2 separate regions of the Homo sapiens genome follow, and region 1 is linked to region 2. Evidence: read pairs that join two places in POLR2A ChIA-PET (ENCODE). Cell type or tissue: OCI-LY7. All regions are shown on one strand. Links, peaks and the distances in the headings refer to the core of each region. The heading gives the core; the rest is flanking DNA. Region 1 overlaps SCPEP1 (serine carboxypeptidase 1). Region 2 has its middle 16 kb from the start of TRIM25.

Region 1 (4,399 bases), core at 234-4,233, 63 kb after region 2:
CTTCCCAAAGTGTTGGGATTACTGCGTGAGCCACTGCACCTGGCCTGAGGACGTTTCTTGTTTCCTCTTTCAGGCCATTCAGCGAGGGACCATCAAGTGCAACTTTGCGGGGGTTGCCTTGGGTGATTCCTGGATCTCCCCTGTTGGTAAGTGTGGCATTTTCAGGCATTTTTTCACTCCCCTTTTGCCCATCCTTTCCTGGGACTTTGGGCTGTGTTGTCCAGATCAAAGAGCTAAGCAGGAGAATGTTCTGGGCCCTTAGAGAAAGTGTTTGCTACATCCAAGAAATATAGAGACAGAGTGCCTACCATGGACCACTAAGGGCTGAACTGAGTTTTCTTAATTTAATTATCACAACAAAAGGATCAAATTTTACAATTGGAGGCATTCTGAAGACTCAGAGAGGTCAAGAAATGTGCTATCTGCCACGTAGGATGAGTGGCCTAGTCAGGATTCAAATCCAGGTCTGTGCTGCTCAGTACAAAGGCAAATCTGTTTTGTCATCCTGCCCCCTCTACTTCCCTGATGCTGACATAAGTGTTTGGGGTAAAATTCCCGTCTGTTACGCATATTGATGGCAAGACAAGGTTATCGTCTGGTCTTGCAACTCAGAAGTGTGCAGTTTTGTAATTGAGCATCCGTGTTGCGAGCATAAATAAGAGTTGTTTATGTTGCAGACACCCAGGGTGTGGCCCCAGACATCTGAAACAATCATCCTGGTGGCGTTCACTCTAACACAGGGTTTCTCAGCACTGTTGACATTGTGGGTCATATAGTTCTTTTTGTGGGAGGCTGTCCTGTGCATTGTAGGATATTATCAGCAGCATCCTTGGCCTCTACTCAGGAGATGCTAGTAGCACCGCTCCAGTGTGACAACCAGAAATGTCTCCCTGGGGAACAAAACCATCCCTGATTGAGAACCATTGTTCTAACCTAACAAAACGTGATTTCCCCAGGCAAAACCAAACTATCGAGTTAGAAATCAGAAGAGAGGCTGCCTAGGGGCAAAGGAGGGAAATAAGCAGGAAAGGTACATGAGGGAAATATATCTTGATTGCAGGGGGTGGTTACACGGGCATATGCATTCATCAAAACTCTTCTGAAGGTACACTTGTGATTTGTGATTATGGCTCAGTTTTTTAAAAATAATCATTTATAAAAGGTAATATTTACCCCTAAAAGATAGGGATTTGCTTGTTACAGAGCCATATTCCCAATAACCATTACGACTTGGAATAGTATTTCTTGCCCTCATGTTTGCCATCTGCAGGGTAGGACTGAAGTAGCATAAAACTGAGTCAGCATGAAGAGGAGGGCTGCTATTCGTTTATCTGTCTTTCCTTCCTGGATGGATCTCGTAGGACATCATAAAACTGCAGAAGCTTAGAGAAGCATGAGAGTTTCTTGTCAGATACTGCTCTTTTGTTCATGTTGATGGCAAGACAAAGTCTCCATCAGGTCTTGCAACCCAGAGGTGTGCTGTTTCATAACTGAGCATCCTCACTGGGAACACAGATAAGAGTTGTTTATGACTCAAAATTATGATGCTGGCCCTCTCACTTCCTCATGGGGTCTCCTCAGTTTCACAGTAGCACTAAGTACTTTACATGTGCTAACTTCATGTAATCCTTACAACAACTCCATGGGATGGATGCTATCATTATCCTAATTTTGTAAATGATGAAACTGAGACTTAGAGAGGTTAAGCAACTTTCTTAGAGTCACCTAGCTAAATGGTAGAACTGGGATTCAAATCCAGGCAGCAGGTACTGGAATCCAAGCAACCTAACCACCTTGCTACATTGTCTCTCCAAGATCAGTACGTTTCGCTTCCTGGCTTTGCAAGTGTTATTCATTGTGTTTGGAATCTACCTTTTTCTCCTTGCCGTGACCCACTTTACCTTATGAATCTGTTTGTCTGGATCGTAATCCATCCTTCCAGATCCACTTTAAGTATTGCCCCTCTATCCCAGAAACATTGGTTTTTGAGGGAGAAGTATTGTTAATTTCCATGAACAATTGTTAATTGCTTGCTAGGTAGTAGATACTGTTCTAGGTGCTAGGAAAAGATACACAGATAAGCTCCTGATCTTCAAGAAGGTCTTGATCTGCACTGTCACTAAGCCCATGTGACCATGTCAGTATGGTAACCACTTGCCACATGTGACTATATAAATTTAATTATAATTTTTAAATACAATTTCATTTTTTCAGGGGCACTCTCTACACCCAAGTGCTCCATAGACACATGTGGCTATTAGCTAGCATTTTGGACTGCACAGATACAGAACACTTCCATTACTGTAGAAAGTTCTATTGAACAATGCAGGCCTACTTCAAAGATTGGTAAACAAGGGCCCATGAGTCAAGTCTGCCCTGCCGCCTGCTCTGGTAAATAAGTTTTTGTTGTTTGTTTGTTTTTGTTTGTTTGTTTTGAGATGGAGTTTTGCTCTTGTTGCCCAGACTGGAGTGCAGTGGCACGATCTCGGCTCACTGCAACCTCCGCCTCCCAGGTTTAAGCAATTCTCCTGTCTCAGCCTCCTGAATAGCTGGGATTACAGGTGCCCACCACTACGCCTGGCTAATGTTTTTGGTATTTTTAGTAGAGATGGGGTTTCACCATGTTGGCCAGGCTGGTCTCCAACTCCTGACCTCAGGTGATCTGCCCACCTCGGCCTCCCAAAGTGCTGGGATTACAGGCGTGAGCCACCGCACCCAGCCGGTAAAAGTTAATTTACTGTCTATGGCTGTTTGGAGGCTGTAAGAACAGAGTGGAGTAGTTCAACCGAGATAGGCTGGCCTACCAGGCCAAAATTATTTACTATCTGTCCCTTTACAGAAAGTTTACCAGTCTCTGGCCCAGATCAAACAGGAAGTGGGATGCATTGGAGAACTGCAGCCAATCCTGTGTTTTAAGAAACTAAGAAACAAGTTTGAAGGTTAAGCCCGGGAGGTGATTAACAGCTAGGCCACGGAAGTCCTGGTGTGCTTGCATTTCTCAGAGAGTACTCTAAAAGAATACCAGTCCAGGCCAGGTGTAGTGGCTCACATCTGTAATCCTAGCACTTTGGGAGACCAAAGCGAGCAGATTGCTTGAGCCCAAAAGTTCGAGACCAGACTGGGCAACATGGACTTAGTTCCTGCAGAACTAAGACTACTTGAAACCTACTTTGAGACACTTTGCCTTAAGGAGCCATTGAATACTTTTAAGCTAAGGAGAGACATACTCAAATGTGCTTTATAAGTTGAGGTCCTTGATTCTTTGTTGGCGTGTCTTTCAATAGCACTTGTCTTACCTAGTGATACAGTATTTAATAGTTGTGAGCTTGTCTAAACCAAGGTCAACTACTATTCTCTTTGAGGACAGGCATTATGTTACTCACATTTATATCTTAAGCTTTTGCTGCCTCTAGACCCTTAGTAAATTCTCAATATGTTTGTGGGATGGGAATAAGCCAATTGGCAATATAGCCATTTGCACTGTTGCAAACTCATTAGTCATCTTCCTTATTTAGCTCCTTGGCAGAAGCTAATATCTCCAAACTGGAGGAGCAAATAAGATGTAGAGCAGAAATGTGAGGGTGGGGAAATATTTTAAGCTGTCAAAAGGCCTAGAGGTCCACAGATAAGAGCCTCCACCTGCATACCTACAGCCTGCCTGTGGGGATGCTGTCATCGGCAATGACTCACTTGCTGGACCAGTATCAGGCCAAATTAATGTGCCATTAGTCTTAAGAGTCAACAGAAAGGCCCCCACACCCTTATCCCACCTTCCAGACACTGAGACATCAGCCCGCCTCCTGCATGGGTACAGGTGAATTGAGGAGCCTTCCAATCCAAAGCCACCGGGTTTCTTGCTTCTGTCTCTTTCTTCTTTAGAGAGAAGACAGTAGGTTTGTCTTTGGAAAGACAGAGGTATGACATACTTGATTTGTACATATGTGATTTCCTTTAGATTCGGTGCTCTCCTGGGGACCTTACCTGTACAGCATGGTAAGTAGATACACATCTGCACCCTCTGGGCAAACAGCCCAGCAGATCTCTTCTGGCTGTGACCCCAGGAAAAGAGATGCTGGATGAGTTTGCCTATGTGGTTGACACTGCTTTTTAGGGACTAGTCATCCACATAGAGTTGGAGACCCAAAGCAAGAGCTCGCCTCAGGGACAAATTGAAAGAAAATCAGCACACATCACTTTTTTCCAGATATAAGAAACACATTTTTCCAATGCCCTAAATTTTTATTACAAAAATTTTCAAATATGCAGAAATGTTGAAAGATCACGGTGAATACCTACTTAGGTTCAGTTAACAATTTGCTGTGTTTCATCCAATAAACATGTGGCTTGTAACAATACACTTTGATATGTGAGCTCCCGTTCTCCTTCCTTCCCCTCTTTC
Region 2 (4,399 bases), core at 324-4,323:
CCAGGTTGGAGTGCAGTGGCACAATCTCAGCTCACTGCAGGCTCTGCCTCCCGTGTTCACGCCATCCTCCTGCCTCAGCCTCCCGAGTAGCTGGGACTACAGGTGCCTGCCACCATGCCTGGCTAATTTTTTGTATTTTTAGTAGAGACGGGGTTTCAACATGTCAGCCAGGATGGTCTCGATCTCCTGACCTTGTGATCCGCCTGCCTCGGCCTCCCAAAGTGCTGGGATTACAGGCGTGAGCCACTGTGCCCAGCCAAGTAAAATCTTTAATAAATAAGCTAGTTTTAAAATTATTGGTAATGGTCAGGCGCGGTGGCTCACGTCTGTAATCCCAGCACTTTGGGAGGCCAAGGCGGGCAGATCACAAGGTCAGGAGATCGAGACCATCCTGGCTAACACAGTGAAACCCCGTCTCTACTAAAAATACAAAAAATTAGCCAGGCATGGTGGTGGGCACCTGTAGTCCCAGCTACTCGGGAGACTGAGGCAGGAGGATGGCGTGAACGCGGGAGGCAGAGCCTGCAGTGAGCCGAGATCGCACCACTGCACTCCATCCTGGGCGACAGAGCCAGACTCCGTCTCAAAAAATAAATAAATAAATTTAATTATTGGTAATTTAATATTAGAAATGTCTTAAGAATTGCCAGCATACATCTTTTTGTTTGCATTTATTGACCAAGCAATTTCATACTTATCCCTGCCAAATACTACAAGGTGTCAAAATTTGACATGGGGGTTACAAAACTATAAAGCCAGCCCAAAACATAATGACCTTTGCTCATGTCGTCTTTAATAAATAAGACACTGACATTGATTTAATAAAAATAGCTGCATCTTGAATTTAATAAGATTACCATACTTCTATCTTGTGGCTTTAGGTGGTCTAGTCCACAGGCAGTAAGGTGTGTTTTCGGAAAGGACTGTTATCATCTTCGTTTCAAAGTGAAACTATAAACTAAGTTACTCCCAAAGTTCAGGAATGAACAAGGACAGCTTGGAGGTTAGAAGCAAGATGGAGTCCATTAGGTCATATATTTTTCACTGTCTCAGAATTTTGCAATGGCAAGTTTCATAACTTTAAATGATGACTATTGCAGTTTTCATAAATCTGGGTAAACAATTAAAATAGATAAATGTAATGGGATAAATACTTGCAGACAAACTTGTCATAATTTAGAATCTAAAGTTAAATTAAATAATAGGTATATCATTATTTGGGTATTTTCCAATTAAAATATATTGTAGGAAAACATTCTTTCTATTTAAAAAAATGTATCCTGGCCAGGCAGGGTGGCTCACACCTGTAATCCCAGCACTTTGGGAGGCCGAGGCAGGTGGATCACCTGAGGTCAGGAGTTCAAGACCAGCCTGGCAAACATGGTGAAACCCTGTCTCTACTAAAAATACAACAATTAGCTGGGCGTGGCGGCAGGTGCCTGTTATCCCAGCTACCCGGGAGGCTGAGGCAGGAGAATCACTTGAACCCGGGAGGCGGAGGTTGCGGTGAGCAGGGATCACGCCATTGCACTCCAGCCTGGGCAACAAGAGCAAAACTCCCCATCTCAAAAAAAAAAAAGTGTCCTTTTAAAAAAGGTGAACAATTTTTATCTGATTTAAAGTTTATTTAAAGGTCATGTATAAAACAAGGTAAAAGGAACAAAGAAATAAGAGAGATGTAAAGAAAGTTATGAAAATAAAGAGGGTTTTTTGGTAATCATTTAAAAAAGCTTAAAGAGAAATAATTTCATATGAGAAAGAATCTTGTGTGGTAAATTTAGTCCTAAAGTAAAATAACTGGTTGTTTAAGAAAGGGATGTTCAAGACAAACCAGAAAGTCCAAGCATGTCATGAATGGTCTGTATAAATCACAATAAGAGGATTTATAAAAACAAAAAAAAGTTTATATGATCAAGTTGTCATATTATTATTAAGCTTTGGTTTGCTTAGGGAAAAAATTGAGAATAAAATTTGTTTAAATTAAGGTTATTACATCTGTGTATCTCTCTGTATGCCCTTTTAAAGTACTTGTGACATTGAGTTACAGGGCTTTGACTCCTGGGTCCAAAAAGAACACCAAGTCTTGCTAAATCTTAAATACTGGCAGCAATTAAAGCCTCATCTTCAGGCCCAATAGAAGATGCTAATCAAAACAAACTGCATTCCTGAGACACAGGGCCAGAAATTAAAGCTATTCAACTCCTCAAGGCCCAGGGACTATTGCAGAAGAGGTGGGCATGTGAGATTGTAAGGGCTGATTTTGAGAGATAAAATAAGTTCAGTTTCTCTATAAATTAATCATTAATGTCAAAGGCACACTGATGCAAGACCAGCATATGGGCCCCTGTGTCAAATTAACAAGGTTTTCTTGAAGCATTAACCAACTCCTTATTAAAGGTTATAAAGGTTTATGGAAGTTATATCTTATGGTCAAGATAAAAATTTTATAGATTGCTTATAAAATTTTGGAAAAAAATTTAATTGTCTTCATGCCGTTTTTATTAGGGCTTATCATTTGGAAAATTAAGTCTCCTGTCTCAAAGAATGAAGGTTTTTGCCTTTTTAAAAAATCTTTGAATTATTACTTTGGTTAAATGAATGACTTATTTTACAATGGCCTGGGATCCTATTTTGTAATATCAAGTGTTTTAAACTTTTGGTATTTGACAAAGTTTCCAAAATTAAATGATAAATTATCTCTTTCTGACCTAAGTAACTCTTTAAGATATTAATAGGTTCCCTAAAGTCCAAAAATGACATATTTGGCTTACTTGGTATAAAAATTATACAGGAAGCATTGACAAATATGAAATGGTGTTTGGTTTTCTTTGGGCTGTATTTGTATAAATATGTTAGTCATATATGTTCCAAAATTATGGGAAACTCCTATAATACTGATATGACTTAATGTATGTTATCAGTAATAATTGTTACATTAAAGTATTACGTGCCACAGAAGTGACAGATTTCCTGTCAATTGTGTCTTTGACTATGGCTGCACTAAAACTTTTTGTCATCCACAGACAATTTTTGTCTTGTTTTGGTCCTCTTTAGAAGGTGGTTTTATAATCAGCTATAAAACTCTAATAGGTGCTCTTGAATGCAGGTTTCTGATAACTTTGGAGATTGTGACATCAGAATTAAGGAAAAACTTTCAGTACTCATGGAGAGCTTAAATGTTCATGAATATCACGCAGAACAGGAATTCACTGCATAGACTAAACTAATAGAAGTCTGAAGTAATCTTTTTAACTTTTTGCTTAAAGTGTTGCTGATCCTTTGTTTCGTTTTTCAGAATGAAGAAAACTTTTCTTTTAAGCTATTTACAGCTTTTAACAATTGAGTATGCACCCATGAACAAAATTTGGAGTCTATTTGTTTCTCTCTACCTGATTTCTACATAATTTGGAAACTGTGAGTGTTCTTAACTTATGACAATACAGTTATTTGCATAAGTGCAATAAGAATCTGTTTTAATTTGTAACAGGACACAACTGGAGAAACTAGTTATTTTACTAAGGCTTTGACTGGAATGGTGTGCTTTAAGGAATCAAACTTGACTTATAGAGCCAGTAGGAACCCCTTGGAAAAACTGGCCTCATACCTTTGTCTACAGTTCCTGTACAGGGTTTCTGACCTGTGATAAGTAAAGAATGTCACTTTCTGACAGGCCCAGGAGCACCAAGTTTATCTTGGAACCACAAGAGGAGAGGAATCACCCAACTCATAGGTATTTGATGGTACAAATCCATGGCCACGTTCAGCTTTTAAAAAGTCTTATCTGAGATTCCTTCTATGGAACAAAGTTCCATCAAAGCCAATTTAAAAGCCTATGTAAAAAAAAATTATCCTTGCTGCACTATATACAAATAATTAGGCCAAGTATAATAATGCAAATCAGTCCCATAATGATCTGTCTTTAGTAAAAATGGGAAACTGGAGAGAGAAAAATTGTTTCAAAAACTATAGTACACATGTTGCTAGATTCTAATCTTGCCTAATATTTTTCATTTTTATTATTTTTTACAGTTTGGACTGAATTCTAATTTTTCTTAGCTACAACTCTTCAAAATAATGTTTCCATTATTTTTCCTTTTTCCCCATTTTTCATAATTTGGAGTCAATAAAAACTAAGCTGTGCTTTTGTAAAGTTGTATGGCCAGGCACAGTGGCTCTTGCCTGTAATTCCAGCACTTTGGGAGGCTGAGGCGTGTGGACCACTTGAGGTCAAGAGTTCATGACCAGCCTGGCCAATGTGGTGAAACCCTATTTCTACTAAAAATACAAAAATTAGTCAAGCGTGGTGGTGCATGCCTGTAATCTTAGCTATTCAGGAGGCTGAGGCAGGAGAATCGCATGAACCTGGGAGGCAGAGGTTGCAGTGAGCCGAGATAGTGCC

Evidence for each region. ChIA-PET counts read pairs that join two places held together with the same protein. Peaks named below come from ENCODE experiments on the same cell type or tissue, not always from the same donor. Only the 100,000 strongest peaks of a DNase experiment are listed, where the experiment ranks them.
Region 1: POLR2A ChIA-PET joins it to region 2 with 5 read pairs; 7 of 35 experiments call an interaction of 5 or more read pairs at or near these places.

The regions. Positions count from the first base shown.
Region 1 is chr17:56,991,026-56,995,424 of GRCh38, forward strand. It overlaps SCPEP1 (serine carboxypeptidase 1), which reads left to right. Exons shown (of 13, transcript NM_021626.3): 6 at 74-146; 7 at 3,956-3,993. Among named protein-coding and RNA genes, the nearest start is that of SCPEP1, 15 kb to the left of the region's middle. In OCI-LY7, for the core only: no CTCF peak of the experiment used is centred there; no DNase peak of the experiment used is centred there.
Region 2 is chr17:56,927,699-56,932,097 of GRCh38, forward strand. No RefSeq gene overlaps it. Among named protein-coding and RNA genes, the nearest start is that of TRIM25, 16 kb to the left of the region's middle. In OCI-LY7, for the core only: no CTCF peak of the experiment used is centred there; a DNase peak (open chromatin) is centred at 1,843.